Regions from separate parts of the Homo sapiens genome. Here all the other regions are linked to region 2. Evidence: chromatin contacts called from ENCODE Hi-C or POLR2A ChIA-PET data. All regions are on one chromosome and are shown on one strand. The core of a region is the stretch at or near the end of the contact, and the rest is flanking DNA. Distances in the headings are between cores, read along the strand shown.

Region 1 (3,331 bases), core at 493-2,992, 6.2 Mb before region 2:
CAGCAGCTGCCCCTTTTAGGCCGAGCATGAGCTCTGCAGTTTGCCACACTCTATTACTCTGACATTGAAGCCAAATGTTCAGTTGCCAGCTATCATCAGCTTGTGCTATAGGTACGTTTATAATAAAGTTAAAAGTAAAATGATTTTTTAAAACTCAAATCTCTATTAAAAGTACAAATGAAAGATTCACTGATACGGCTGTGTTTCAAGAAAAATGGGGTACAGAATACAAGACTATTCCTAGGGAAAACATACAATTCCTAGTGTTGAAGATGCAAATAAACATCTCCCATTTATGTTACCTGCCTGTCTCCTGCAGACATTTGAGTTTGCCACGTCTGTAACATAAGGAAAAATTAATGTAGTGGCTGAGAGCGTTGACGTTGGAGTGAGGAAGACCTGAGCTTGAAAGCTGGTTCCACCCCTCACTGTGTGACGCTGGCAAATTATCCACCCTCTCTGGGCTTCAGTTTCCTCATACATAAAATAGAGGAAATTATAGTACCTACCTTAGAGAGTGGTGAAGACACAACGAGATAAAGGATATGAAGTGCTTAGCCAGCACCTGGCACATAGTGTCAGCTACCACTAGTGCCGAACACAAAAGAGAGGACCCGTCTCCAACGTGAGCCTTGAAGGATGTTCAGGATTTCCGTGTGAGATGAGGAGAGACGGCATGCTTTACACAGAGAAAGATCTCAGAAGGGACAGAACCAAAGACAAGTAACCTGCTCCAGTGGCCAGAACAGAGGCTTCACAACAATGCTGAATGATTTTCAAAGTCAGGCCAAGACCTATCCCATAAGTAAGAATATGACAAAACAGACTGCTATGTTATAGATTTAGGCGATAACAATGGAATAGGACATTAAATAACTGAATCAAAAGGTGACAAAGTCATTCCCCTTCAGTTCTTTTTCAGACTTCCCAATTAGGAGAGCTTGTGTTTGGTGCTCATTTTGAGCACCTTTCTGATCATACCTGCCCATCTCCAGTTTTAGAGAAACGAGATCTCAGGTTTAAAGGCTCCCTAGCAACAATAGCTAGCTACAGCTTGTTCAGTTTTGTTTCTCCCTACTTTAAGTTTTACTTTTACACTTAGAGCAAGCGACGCTGATTTTATCTTAACATTTAGAGCAAGTGACACTGGTTTTCATAAATGGAGTAATAAAGTTTCCTTGTAAAATGTGAAATCATAATTAAAATAAATGAGACAATTTAGAGAAAAACGTCAAGAAAACAAGAGTATGGGTACTATGTGGATGTGGCAAGAACTGTGAAGCTTGAGCAGCTTCGTGCTGTCTCGTGGGTGTGAGATGAATCCAAGGCAGCGACAGGGCCAGACCGTGAGGGAAGAGCCGCCTCCACCCGCCACCACCTCAGGCGCGGCACCTCCCTTTGCCGCTCTCCAACCCTCGGGAGTTTCTCCAACCGCCAAGGGGCGGGAGGGCGACCCTGCAGTCTCCCAGGCCGGGGTTCAGTGCCCTCGGCCCAGGCAGCAAGCCCGCTGCCCCCCTCAAACACGCTGCAGCGGCTCGCGCACTCCCCGCGAGGACTCGACCTCCTGCTCTTCGCGAACCGCCCCGCTCCTCACCAGTGCTCGGCTTTATCTCTCCACGTCAACACGGCCCTCATCACGGCTTCCCTTACGGCTCGGGCTCCTCCTACCCGCCTCAGCGTCTGTCTCAGCAACCGCCTCACTAACGGTCGCCACTCCACAAGCCACTTTGGCTACCTGCGTTACCCCTGGCAACGTACATGCGCGGTAAGCTGAGTGCGAGGGCGCCTTGCTCCGAGCGCGCATGTCCGAAAGGGAAAGCCAGAAAAGCAGCAAAAGCAATGGTGGCACTGGAGCCCCTAAGGCGCCAGCGCAACCAGAGCGCGAGCGATTGGTCGGGGCGTGTGGGGGCGGTGCGTCTTCCTCGAGAATGGATTTGATTGGTGGAGCGTGGAAATGGCGGCTGTAGCCGAGGGGGCGGCCGGAAAGCAGCGGCGGCGTCTGGGGCGCTTTCGCAACATTCAGACCTCGGTTGCAGCCCGGTGCCGTGAGCTGAAGAGGTTTCACATCTTACTCCGCCCCACACCCTGGGCGTTGCGGCGCTGGGCTCGTTGCTGCAGCCGGACCCTGCTCGATGGGCACGACTGGGCTGGAGAGTCTGAGTCTGGGGGACCGCGGAGCTGCCCCCACCGTCACCTCTAGTGAGCGCCTAGTCCCAGACCCGCCGAATGACCTCCGGTAAGTTACTGTCCCCTTTTGGGCCTCAGTTTCACCACCTGTAAAATGGTATCGGGAGAGTGGACAGTGTGTGGGCCTTTCTAACCTTTGACAGAGGGTCGGCAGAAACCTCGAAGCCCACGGGTTTAGTTACTAGGGTCTGGAGCCCAGGTGCTCTTCCTGTGCGATCAGCCCTGGGGTGCGCTCGACTTCCTCATCTAAGATGACTAGGGAGACTGGGGGGGAGCCGGGAGGTTTTGTGAAAGAGGTCCCCTTGGGGTTGGAGGATCCTAGGAAGTCATTAGACTACGTGTGTGATAGGAGGTTAAGATTTACCTACTTTTTTCAAAATTTAATACTAAGAACTACTTTGAAAGAGGCATCACCTTCTTTTTACAGAGTCTTTTACCGAGACTTTGAGATGTTAAGTAACTTGCTGCTAAACTTACAGCTGGTAGAGCTGGAATTTGAGCCCCAGTCTCTTAAGAGTTTGTGCTGATTCCACCAGGCTTCAGTATTTTTATCTCTAAAATTGTAAACAATATCATTTCATAAGATCCATCCAGCTCCTCAAAATTATTTTACCCCAAATTACATCAGAAAACCTTGATTCTAATTCTAGTTCTTGCAGTTTCCCTATTTGTAGAAAAGAACTTGGGTTAAATGATCTCTCTAGACCCATCCACCTTTTACAATCTGTGGTTTAGTGATTAGGATACACTTTACTGAAATTTTTTTTTTAATTTTAAAAGTATGTTTTCATCATAGAAGACACATTGGAACTTTAATGAAGTTTTAGTTTAGTGGGTTTTTTTTTGAGATGAGGTCTCGCTCTGTCACCCAGGCTGGAGTGCAGTGGCACAATCATAGCTCCCTGAAGCCTTGACCTGCCGGACTTAAGCAGTCCTCCTACCCCGGCCTCCTTAGTAGCTGGGACCACAGGTATGCTCCACCACGCCCGGTTGCTTGTTTTTTTTTGTTTTTTTGGGTTTTTTTTTTCATTTTTTGCAAAGACGAGGATCTCACTGTGCTCTCCAGGCTGGTCTCAAACTCTTGGGATCAGGTGATCTTCCCACTTCCTCCTCCCAAAGTGCTAGCATTACAGGAATGAGCCAC
Region 2 (3,548 bases), core at 232-2,731:
CTAAAAGCACTACATTAAATATTTGCTGTATTATTTATTGATTACTCTCCATGGACCACGCACTTTATACACATTACCTCATTTAAGCGTTCCAAAAACCTGTGAGATAGGTATTATTAGTTCCATTTTACCTTTGAGGAAATTCAAGCCCAGAAAGCTTGAGGAATTTTTTTTAATCCCTAAACGAGTAGGTGACAAAGTAGGGATTTAAACTCAGGCCCAATTCTAACAACTCTGTGAGACACTCAAGGAAGGTCACAGGCACCCCTGTGATAAGACCTAGGCCTCTTTCATATACCAACATAAGATATACTTCGATTTTAACCAGTTGCACGCAAAAAAAAAAAAAAAAAAAAAAAAAAAAAAAAAAGGCACTAAACAGATGTGATGGTTTTCAACATAGGAAATACCCGAATGTCCCATTACTTTAGGATATGGTCACAGGTGTCAGAGTCAAATACTGAATGAACCTTAATATATCAGAAATTGTAGGTACCGTTTAAGGCATTGCCTGATTCCTTACAATCTTAGCATGTAAGCAAATATCAGTAACATGGAAAGTGATTCAGAGTTTGAAAAGTGGCTGTTCCCCTGACTGAAGATCCCAACATCTCCAGTCTGGTGGCTGATACTTTTGCTCTGGGCTAGGCTTTGCCTTGGCTGAATAGGCATAGGAGGGACTGGTTCTCAAGCTCGCCCCCTGCCCCAGGTGGATGATCCAGGAAACTAAGCAGCAGGGAAAAATTATCTTAAGCTGTCTTCACTGGCAGAGAGATTCAAGCCAGCTGGGGCTTGTCCTTTTCTTTTGGAAGCCTCCTCCACTTGCCGAGCCAATTGCTCAGGTCTCCCTTCTGCCACATCGTTCCCAAAGTGACTCTTGAGACAGGGTCTCAAGAGATTTCCGTGAGCCAACGCGGGCAAATATCTGGGCTCAGGGCTCACTCCATCCCCACAAAACGTAAAGTAAGACACTGGTTCAAGTCCCATTCTGCCTAAAAGAAATAGGAAATGCCACCTCAAGCTCTCATGGGCCACCTACACAGGTAGATCACCGTGTTTCTGACACCTGGGCGCCAGGGAATCCCCACCACCATGCTGACAGCCAAGTGCGACTGTCCCTCCCCTTCAAACACTCCTTTCCTGGCTGCCCAACACCCGAGGCGGCTCAGACGAGGCGCAACCGCCGCCCGCCTGGCCCCAGAGAACCCTCAAGTCGAAGGGGACGGGGTCCCCGCTTGCCCGTCCCTCCAGAGCTCCGCGGCCCCGACTCCCATCCCAAAGGCACGGACTTGGCTCCTGCCCGTGGGGTAGGTCTTCAATCCCGAGGGCGAAGGCCGAGGCTGTGGCGAGAGGCAGGGAGCGGGAGGGGAGAGGCCGGCAGGGATTCGAACGACCCCTAAGAAAGGAAGAAGAGGACTGGGAGGGGCCGGGGAGTACCTGTCGAGACGGGACCCGCCGCTCCGAGTGACGCGCCCCGAAGTGCATTGTGGGGCCTGGGAGGGACCTTTCGGCGACGCTGCGGCGCGTCCAACGTGGCTCGCGCCCGCGGAATCAAACCACGCCCCCGTTCCCTCAGCTCACCCAGGCCAATCGGGTTCTGCAGGAAGGACACAACAACCCCCCAGCTCCCGGGGCCCTCCTTAGTCCCACCCGCTCCAGGAGAGATTGGCAGCTTCTCTCGCACCTGCGCCAGAAAAGTACAGCATCCTCTGATGACAGAACTACGTTGACTTCAGAAATAGGGCCAATCTCTTCCGCTCGCCGCCCTGTTTCTGCAGGCATTTTGTCTCTCACACGCGGCCCTACAGCAGACACTTATAAAGGGGACAGGGAGAAAAGCCCCCTCTGGGTGAGCAAGGAGAAGACCTGGCCCCGTCTATTCCCACACACAAGAAGGAAACTAACCATGGCAGAGAAGTGCCAGATGCTGACCCTGCGACCCCTTCCAGCCTTCGCATCGGTCATGCATTATTAAACAGGCATTTCCTGACTGTTTACCATGTGCCAAGCACCGTGTTAAGCACGGGGTTACAGGAGTGGACATAACACTTGATGGAATTTAAGGAGTAATTGGAGCAAGAGATATTAAAGCATAAATAGTTACAGAACTACAAATTGTCAGTATTGGGAGGGAAAATTAGTGGGTGCAATGATCAATTAATTTTGGACTATCAGGGAAAAGACTTCTGAATAAGTGCCTTTTAAGCGGCAGGCATATTGAAGAGCCTTAGAGAATGTTCCCCGCCAAGGAAATATTGTGTGAGGTTGTCGGGGCATGAAAGAACTTCTTGTGCTCTAGGAACTAAAAGGGAGTCAGTGTGGATGGAGTGTAGGGAGCAAGGAGAAACTTTGCCCGTTGACCTTAAGATATCTTCCAAAATACAGCCTGAAATCTGTAATGTGGCCAATAAGAGTCAGCATGGTCTGGCCCTTGTCTCATCTCAGCCCAAGGTCAATGGGCAGCTAATAAAGACTATTAAGTAGGATCCTATTTGCATATTTAAGAATCACTCAGGCTGTTTGTGGAGAATAGTGTGGAAAAGGGCAAGAAGGGCTGCTGGAAAGCCATTTGGAGGCAGTTGCGTCAGGCAAAGCCAGAAATGATGGGGCTTGAACTAGTGTAATGGGAGTTAGAGACAGAAAGAGGTAGATAATTTCAAGATATGTATAAATTAGAAATGGTATCCAAGGGACTTCATAACGGATTGGTTTGCCGGGAAGGGTCAACAAAAAGGAATATTAAGGATGACTCCTTAAGTAACTAGATGGATTAAGAAGCCATTTACTGACTCATGGAACACAGAAAGAGGAGCAAATGGTTTGGAATATGTTAAATTTGAAATGCCTATAAATGGAGATGTCAAGTAGATTTGGATATGTAGGTCTAGAGTTCAGAAGAAAGGCCTGAACTAACATAAATTTTGTCCTAGATATATACTCAACATAAATGTATTCATATATTCACCAGAAAACATATGTATAAGAATGTTCATGAAATAAATAAATTTTAGAATATTCTGACCAGGCGCGATGGCTCACGCCTGTAATCCCAGCACTTTGGGAGGCCGGGGGCGGGGGTGGATCACTTGAGGTTGGGAGTTCGAGACCAGCCTGGCCAACATGGTGAAACCCCATCTCAACTAAAATACAAAAAAATTAGCCAGGCATGGTTGTAGGCATCTGTAATCCCAGCTACTTGGGAGGCTGAGGTAGGAGAATTGCTTAAACTGGGAGGCAGAGGTTGCAGTGAGCCAAGATCATGCCGCTGAACTCCAGCCTAGGCAACAGAGCAAGACTCCTTCTCAAAAAAAAAAAAAAAAAAAAAGGAAGAAGAATATTCACATAGTAGAATACTATACAGGAAAGACAATAATCTACAACCATATGCAAAGCATGCATGAATTTCACAATCATAAAAATTGAGTGAAATAAGTCAGACACAAAAAAGATTACTATATGATTCCATTTACATAATGTTCAAAATAAAAAATCATATAAGGTAATAGAAGTAAAATATTGGTTACCCAAGGGTAACCAATAAGTTATAA
Region 3 (3,113 bases), core at 456-2,955, 6.7 Mb before region 2:
ACTACATTAGCACTCTTCTCTGTCACTACCCTCCTACTTTGCCTTGACTATGTGGCCAGTGGCCTCCTAACTGGCTTCCCGGCCCCAGCTTTGAGACTCCCATCAGACCACTCTTCACGTTGCTATCTAAGTAACTTAAAAACAGACATAATGGGCTGGGGGCAAGGTGGCTCACACCTGTAATCCCAGCACTTTGGGAGGCCGAGGTGGGTGGATCATGAAGTCAGGAGATTCAGACCATCCTGGCCAACATGGTGAAACCCCGTTTCTACTAAAAATACTAAAAAAATTAGCTGGGTGCAGTGGCGTGCACCTGTAGTCCCAGGTACTAGGGAGGCTGAGGCAGGAAAATCACTTGAACCCGGGAGGCAGAGATTGCAGGGAGCCGAGATCGCGCCACTGCACTCCAGTCTGCCTCTCAAAAACAAAAAACAGACATAATGATCAAGTTATTTCCCCTGCAACCCTGCTGAAAAAAACCTGAATAGCTTCTACCAAGCACTCAGATTAAAGTCCCAAATCCGGCCGGGTGTGGTGGCTCATGCCTGCAATCCCAGCACTTTGGGAGGCCGAGGCGGGCAGATCACAAGGTCAGGAGTTCCAGACCAGCCTGGCCAAGATGGCGAAACCCCATCTCTACTAAAAATACAAAAATTAGCCAGGTGCGCTGGCGTGCGCTGGTAGTCCAGCTACTCCGGAGGCTGAGACAGGAGAATCGCTTGAACCCAGGAGGCGGAGGTTGCAGTGAGCTGAGATCGAGCCATTGCACTCCAGCCTGGGTGACCTGGGTGACAGAGTGAGACTCTGTCTCAATAAATAAATAAATAAATAGGTCCCCAATCCTCACCTGTTCTCGCCTACCTCTTCCCACACTCGCAGTCTACTCCACATTCAATATTCTTTAGCGCTCCCCATTCTGGCCATGCCAAGACCTCACCCCTTGGAGCAACTAACTCCTCCCAACTCAATTCCTCAGATTCTACCCTCTTCATCCTCAACTAAATCAATTCCCCCATAAAGATTCTCTTAGTACCATATACCTCTCAGAAGATTTTTACTAATTGAAAACTTAATTTTGTCTGATTCTCCCATGAATGTTTTCCTTCTCCACCAGATCTCAAACTTCATGAGACCAGGGACTCCGTTGACCCCATATGGTACTCCCAGCTCCTTGAACACGGAAGAAGCCTCATTACATAAGTAATAAAAATAAAATAAATTAGGAAAATGGGAATTATAAAGGGATGGGCTGGTGGCTGCTTACAATCCCTTCAGTGGTAATACCTGGTGCAAAGTAATGAGTCTCTGCCCTTTTCCAAGCAGCCTGCTAGGTGGAATGAAGGAAGGCCTTGCGACTCAAATAGGGAGAACAAACGTGTGATCCAGAGCGGCGGGCAGAAATCCGACGAAACCCCATATTACTCAGGGGCGTTGCTCCTAGGGCGAGGGTGGCTCGGTTCCTAGAGCTTTTTGAGAGGAGGAGCTTACCTGGAGCAACTCAGCACTACCTGCAGCGGCGCAGCTCAACCAGCCCAGAGACCGCGTGGGAAGGCGGGCTAGGGGAGGGGCCACGCCTTCCAGGGCCCATCCCCGCCCCTGCGGCGTGCGCGCGCCCGTCCGCCCGCTCCCTTGCGCGTGCGCCGCCGGCCGGGGGCGGAGGTTGTGGGCGGTGGCGGCTGTGGCGGGGGCGCGCGCGCGCTCGCTCTCTCGCGCCGGTTCGCCCTCCCGCGCCGGGGCTGAGGCGGCGGCGGCGGTGGCGGTGACTGAGGCGGCGGCGGCTGAGGCGGCGCGGGGGGAGGGTCGGGAGGGGGGGGTGGTTGTGGGGGATGGACCGGGTGCGGCGGCCGCAGTGGAAGGAGCAGGCGCTTGAGCTCGAGCGACGGCGCTGGCGGAGACGCCGGCTGCTCCTCCCCTCCCCGCCGGTGAGTGAGCGCCCCCGCCCCGGACGCTGGCGGCGGTCGCGGCCCCCTCACGGCCCTCCGCGGTGGGTGGGGACAGTCGTGAGGGAGCGTGGCCTGGCGGCGCAGCGGACGCGGGCCTGGCCTCCCGCTCGCGGCCTGTCGGGGCTGGGACCTGCCGTCGCCCCCGTTCGAGGTTGAAGCCCCGGGCCTAGGACTCGACCCCCAGCATCCCACGGGGCCTCTTTCCTTTCCCGGCTCATTCCGCTGTCATTTTGACCTGGGGTTCCCCTCCAGCCCCTCGCCTCGTTCCCTTCCCAGCATCCCAGGGCCGAGGTGAGGGAGGGGCGTGTGAGAAGTCGGGCCGAGGCCCGAGGGACTGTTTAGGAGCCGGTTCCCGTCGGAATCTGGGGTTTTAGGAGCCCTCGATCGCCATGGCGTCCCAGAAGTTAGCCACCAGGACTCAGCCATTTCCACCTGAAACCAGTTTTGCACCTATTGTTTTGATTTTGAACTGTCTTTCGAGGGGAGGAGGGAGCCCGGCGTACTGGGGAGAATATGTAGTGGGAGGTGGGATGTGAGGAGGAGCTGGCTGGGCTTGGTCTCGGCCTCAGGATGCCCCCTGTTAACCCCTGTAGGATAGGGGAAAGAGGTGCAGCGAGTTGCACCTTCCCTAAAGGGCCAGAGATTCGTTTATAGCTTGCGAATCTCTGCTTTTTCAGCCTCGGTAAAGGGGTATCATTTGTGGTTGGTTTGGTTCGTCCCTTAACAACATTCTTGGTGAGGAATCCCCAGGTGAATCTGCCACGGAGTGAAGCAGCCCACTTGAGCTGTTGGCTACCCCCGGCCCCCGCAACGCCCGTTGGCTTTTGTGACACGTTACACGTTAGTGTTGGTAGAGCCTAGCCGTCAGAGGTACCTGTACCATAAGCATCTCTACGAAAGGTGTGAATTCCTAAATTAGCTTATTCTGTTCTTAAAAAAAAAAAATCCAGGGCATAAATATCAGATAGCTGCTTTAAAATAAAACAAAACTTTGATTTGTTCCAGGAGGTAGATACATTTTTTTCTCTGTATATTAGGAGATTGAAACTCAAATTGTGAGTAGGTGGTAGTTTTACTAGTGTCATGTGACAAAACGATGCTTATAGATGGGATTTTAACTTAATAACCCTGTCCTCTACCAACAGAGTTGGCTTGTATTTTTTTGCAATC
Region 4 (3,536 bases), core at 152-2,651, 7.7 Mb before region 2:
AACAATTTTAAAAATAATCAGTGCTGTGTAGGAAAAGCATTAAATATTTTAACGAGGCCAAAGGGATCATGTAACATGTGAATGACGATCTAATGTGTCCAAAGTGTACAGTGAACAAACAGGTTCCGCTGTCAGCCTCCTAAATGATGTTTTGAAATAGGGTGGAACTTTAAGAAAAGCACTCATCTCATAACATTTCATTAAATTCACTGGGTTTTTTTTGTGAATTGAAAAATAATGAGTTTTTTCCCCAATGCTAGACATAATAAAACATGGCTTGCTTTCTTATAAATGAATCCTGCCACACACCACATCGAGGCTTGAAACGCCAATATACAGAGATGCAGCCCCATCCCCTTGTCCCCCATTTCCACTTCCCCTCGAGTAATTCCTTTCAAATAGCTATTTAAACATGCACAGACGCTATCTGAAATGAAAACTTCCCTCTCATTCCCTAAGCTGAAGAGAGCAGGAATTCCTCAAGAAAGCTGAATCAAGCTCAGTCACCCACAGAACCTCAATCTCTCAAATGCCCCATGTTACCAAAATAAAAGCTGGATACCCTAAGTAAGCAAATCCTTGGACACTTCACATACACAGTAAATAAATAAGCTCACGAAAATAAAAAGGTGGAAAAACAAAGACAACTTAAAAGCAAACCACCACACCCTCAACTCCGCGTTGCAACCGGTCGGCCAGGGGCCTTTACCTTCATTTTCCATCGAAACTGCACTCGGGTTGATGGCTACAAAGTCTTTAGTGTCAGCCACGGCCACACTGGGAATAGAGAGGAGAGGAGGAGGACAAGGAAGAGAAGCCCCCGGAATCCCAGGCTGTCACCCCCGCTCCCGGCCACGCGTCCCACGGCTGCTCCCACCACCCCTAGCAGCAGCATCTGCAAGAGAAACCAGGAGAAGCGGCGCTGACGAGAGGCTGAGGAAGGAGTTCCCCGCCCAGCCACTATCTCGGGAGCCCCCCTCCCCAAGATCCCGCACCCGCCCCGTCGTGTGCCCGCAACGTCCCCAGCTCACGCCAGCGGGGCGGCGCCCTAGAGATGCCCCCCCATCCAGGGGATACCCGAACCTCCCCTTCCTTCAGAACCTGGAAGTTTCTAGAAATGGGGGCAGGAGGTAATACTGGTACCCACCCAAAGCCCCGGACAGCCCTCCTCCAGGCTGCGGGGTCTCAGCCGCGGGGCTCGCGGGGGCGCCCCGCGCGCCTCGGGAGAAGAGGAGCTGCTCGCGGGGCAGCGGTGCGAGGCGGGAGCCTGCTCCCGGCGTGAGAAGAAGCGAGCGGGAGGGAGGAAGGGAGGGAGAGAGGGCGGGCGGGGAGGGGAGAGAAGAGGAGGTGAGGGGACCCGTCACGGTCCGCCGGGCCGGCTCCGCGAGGCCGTGCTGGTCTGCTCCCGCCTCCGACTCCTGCGCTCCGCCCCTCCCCGCCGCCGGCCGCCCAGTCGCGCCCCGCACTCCTGGGCCAGCCGCGAACCCAGCTTTGTCACTATTACTTCCGCTGAGAGAGGTGCGCGCAGGCGCATTCGTGTTCACGGGCTGGGAAGGCGGAAGTGAAGTGAAGGCCGAGACTTCGGCCCGGAATGGACAATGTTTGGGTTTGGATCCGTCCGGTAGGAGGTCGCTCGGGGTTGGTGGCCCGCCTTGTTCTTGCTGGCGCCTCCCTTACCCCAGGGACGGTGTCCGCCCGTTTATATGCACCCCCTGAACGCGAGGGTCGGAGATTCGCCCACGCCCCGTGTCGGCCACGCATTCCCGTGGGGCGGCCGCGGGGTCGGCCCAAGCTGAGAGTCATGGCCGCTGTCCCCGAGGCGTTTAAGCGCTCTCTACAAAGTCTGTAGGGGAAGCTGCTCCCGTCGGGGTGGCAGTCACAATCTCAGCAGGCAACGTTGAGGCCCACGGAAGGAAGGGGCGAGGTGTCCATGCTCCTGCCAGGGACTGGAGCACCGTGAGCAGCCTCCCGAGTCTCGCACTCTCACTTGCAAAACCCTGCACTGACTGCTTGGTTCTTGGGGGAGCCGGTAATCGCGGGGCGACTTCCCAAAATTCTTTAAGGGGTGTGCTTAGTTACCATGTGTAATGAGAGAGCAAGGTTCAGCCTCAGAGAGCTCCAGGGAGAGCTAATCTTTTTCATTCGTTTGTGGTATATGGAACTGGGGAGAGGCTGGAACAGCAATTAGAAACCAGTCGTACAGCTGTCGAAGCCAATGAACGAGCACTTCTTTTAGCAGCTGTACCTTTGTCCAGTGTCAATGCCTTTTCACACGTAAACATTTCACTTGCTCGGCATCTTACCCAGACCCCTAATAAGTGCTTTTTAATGAACGATTGGTTTTAATAAACCGTGGTGAGCCAGACATATAATGTTGAACAGAAGTCCTCTCACACCCATAACCACTAGAGGGCAGGGCTTCACCTACTGAGTTGGTGATCATCCTACAGAGAACTCAAAAGAAAATTTCCGTATATGCTAGATGTGTTTTTCTCCATCAACACTTAGACACTTTACAAATTTGCTTTTTATCTCAGGTCCTGTAACATATCGCAGTGTGCTCTCTAACCACACGTTCAACATCAGAATTAACGGACGGGGTTGCCTGTGTTTCTATATTTGTTCCCAAGTAAGTGGTACTAGACTAGGATTGAAAATTCTGGACAGCTTTCTAGATTTACCTTTCTTTTAAGAAATATTGAACTTTTATTCAGCGAGGTCACTTTTAAAGATGAACCCATAAAAATCACTATCAAGTAGATTTCTAGTCTTAACGAGTTAACTATGATCCACCTCTGGCATGCATGGTCAGTGATTTTTGTCTGCACAATGACGGAGCCAAATTAACGGACGGGGTTGCCTGTGCTTCTATATTTGTTCCCAAGTAAGTGGTACTAGACTAGGATCGAAAATTCTGGACGGTTTTTAGATTTACCTTTCTTTTAAGAAATATTGAACTTTTATTCAGCGAGGTCACTTTTAAAGATGAACCCATAAAAATATCAAGTAGATTTCTAGTCTTAGGAGTTACTATTTATGATCCACCTCTGGCATGCATGGTCAGTGATTTTTGTCTACACAATGACATAGCCTGTGATTTGTACAATGATTGTGATCTCTCGTAATCAATTTGTAACAGTTATTACTGTACATATTCGACCTTGAAACAGCATTATATTAAAAACAAAAGCACCTAAGGTAGGAAATTACACAATATAAATACTTTGATATTAACATATGCATTTACAAAATAGAGGGTAACTGTACAGAATTTGGTATTGGGTCACTTTAGCTGAAACATTTTTCTAAAGCAACTTTTCAGAACTATCTGTTGTATTAATATACTGCAATACTCTAGCATTAACACTGAATCTATAACTCCTCCAAAAGATTTATAGCTCCATGGTTTATTCCTAAAATGACTTAAACTGAAATTTTACTTTTGGTCCCCTAAATTATGAAAATCATTGTTCCTATTACTAAGCCAAAAAAGAAACTGGTAAGATCAAGATCAACTTTACCAAGAAGAATTGACC

What was found. Hi-C counts contacts between places; a loop is a spot of excess contacts on that map. ChIA-PET counts read pairs that join two places held with the same protein, here RNA polymerase II (POLR2A). Pooled maps may share reads with other maps.
Region 1: a loop to region 2 is called in a map of naive thymus-derived CD4-positive, alpha-beta T cell, with 19 times the contacts of the local background. The contact joins the promoter of IFT122 here to the promoter of SEC22A in region 2. A Hi-C loop is called at or near these places in 1 of 168 maps with a recorded cell type or tissue (naive thymus-derived CD4-positive, alpha-beta T cell) and 6 of 50 pooled maps. POLR2A ChIA-PET finds 5 or more read pairs at or near these places in 1 of 52 experiments (T-cell).
Region 3: a loop to region 2 is called in a map of CD4-positive, alpha-beta T cell, with 20 times the contacts of the local background. The contact joins the promoter of TMCC1 here to the promoter of SEC22A in region 2. A Hi-C loop is called at or near these places in 2 of 168 maps with a recorded cell type or tissue (CD4-positive, alpha-beta T cell and CD8-positive, alpha-beta T cell) and 6 of 50 pooled maps.
Region 4: a loop to region 2 is called in a map of CD4-positive, alpha-beta T cell, with 8 times the contacts of the local background. The contact joins the promoter of ATP2C1 here to the promoter of SEC22A in region 2. A Hi-C loop is called at or near these places in 2 of 168 maps with a recorded cell type or tissue (CD4-positive, alpha-beta T cell and CD4-positive, alpha-beta memory T cell) and 5 of 50 pooled maps.

Annotation. Positions count from the first base shown.
Region 1 is chr3:129,438,635-129,441,965 of GRCh38, reverse strand. It overlaps IFT122 (intraflagellar transport 122), which reads right to left and starts at 1,742. Exons shown (of 30, transcript NM_052989.3): 1 at 1,595-1,742. The coding sequence starts at 1,635. MBD4 (methyl-CpG binding domain 4, DNA glycosylase) reads left to right here and starts at 2,018. Exons shown (of 8, transcript NM_001276270.2): 1 at 2,018-2,236. The coding sequence starts at 2,133. RefSeq lists enhancers at 739-788, 1,189-1,238, 1,269-1,318, 1,469-1,678, 1,879-2,018 and 1 more.
Region 2 is chr3:123,199,876-123,203,423 of GRCh38, reverse strand. SEC22A (SEC22 homolog A, vesicle trafficking protein) reads right to left here and starts at 1,481. Exons shown (of 7, transcript NM_012430.5): 1 at 1,438-1,481. RefSeq lists enhancers at 1,395-1,444, 1,685-1,764, 1,775-1,924.
Region 3 is chr3:129,892,303-129,895,415 of GRCh38, reverse strand. It overlaps TMCC1 (transmembrane and coiled-coil domain family 1), which reads left to right and starts at 1,705. Exons shown (of 7, transcript NM_001017395.5): 1 at 1,705-1,922. It overlaps TMCC1-DT (TMCC1 divergent transcript), which reads right to left and starts at 1,545. Exons shown (of 3, transcript NR_037893.1): 1 at 1,489-1,545. RefSeq lists a silencer at 1,448-2,177 and enhancers at 1,539-2,330, 2,331-3,113.
Region 4 is chr3:130,891,949-130,895,484 of GRCh38, reverse strand. ATP2C1 (ATPase secretory pathway Ca2+ transporting 1) reads right to left here and starts at 1,401. Exons shown (of 28, transcript NM_001378687.1): 1 at 1,148-1,401; 2 at 710-895. The coding sequence starts at 715. It overlaps LOC107986023 (a long non-coding RNA gene), which reads left to right and starts at 1,564. Exons shown (of 3, transcript XR_001740492.2): 1 at 1,564-2,629. RefSeq lists a silencer at 1,147-1,536 and an enhancer at 1,627-1,846.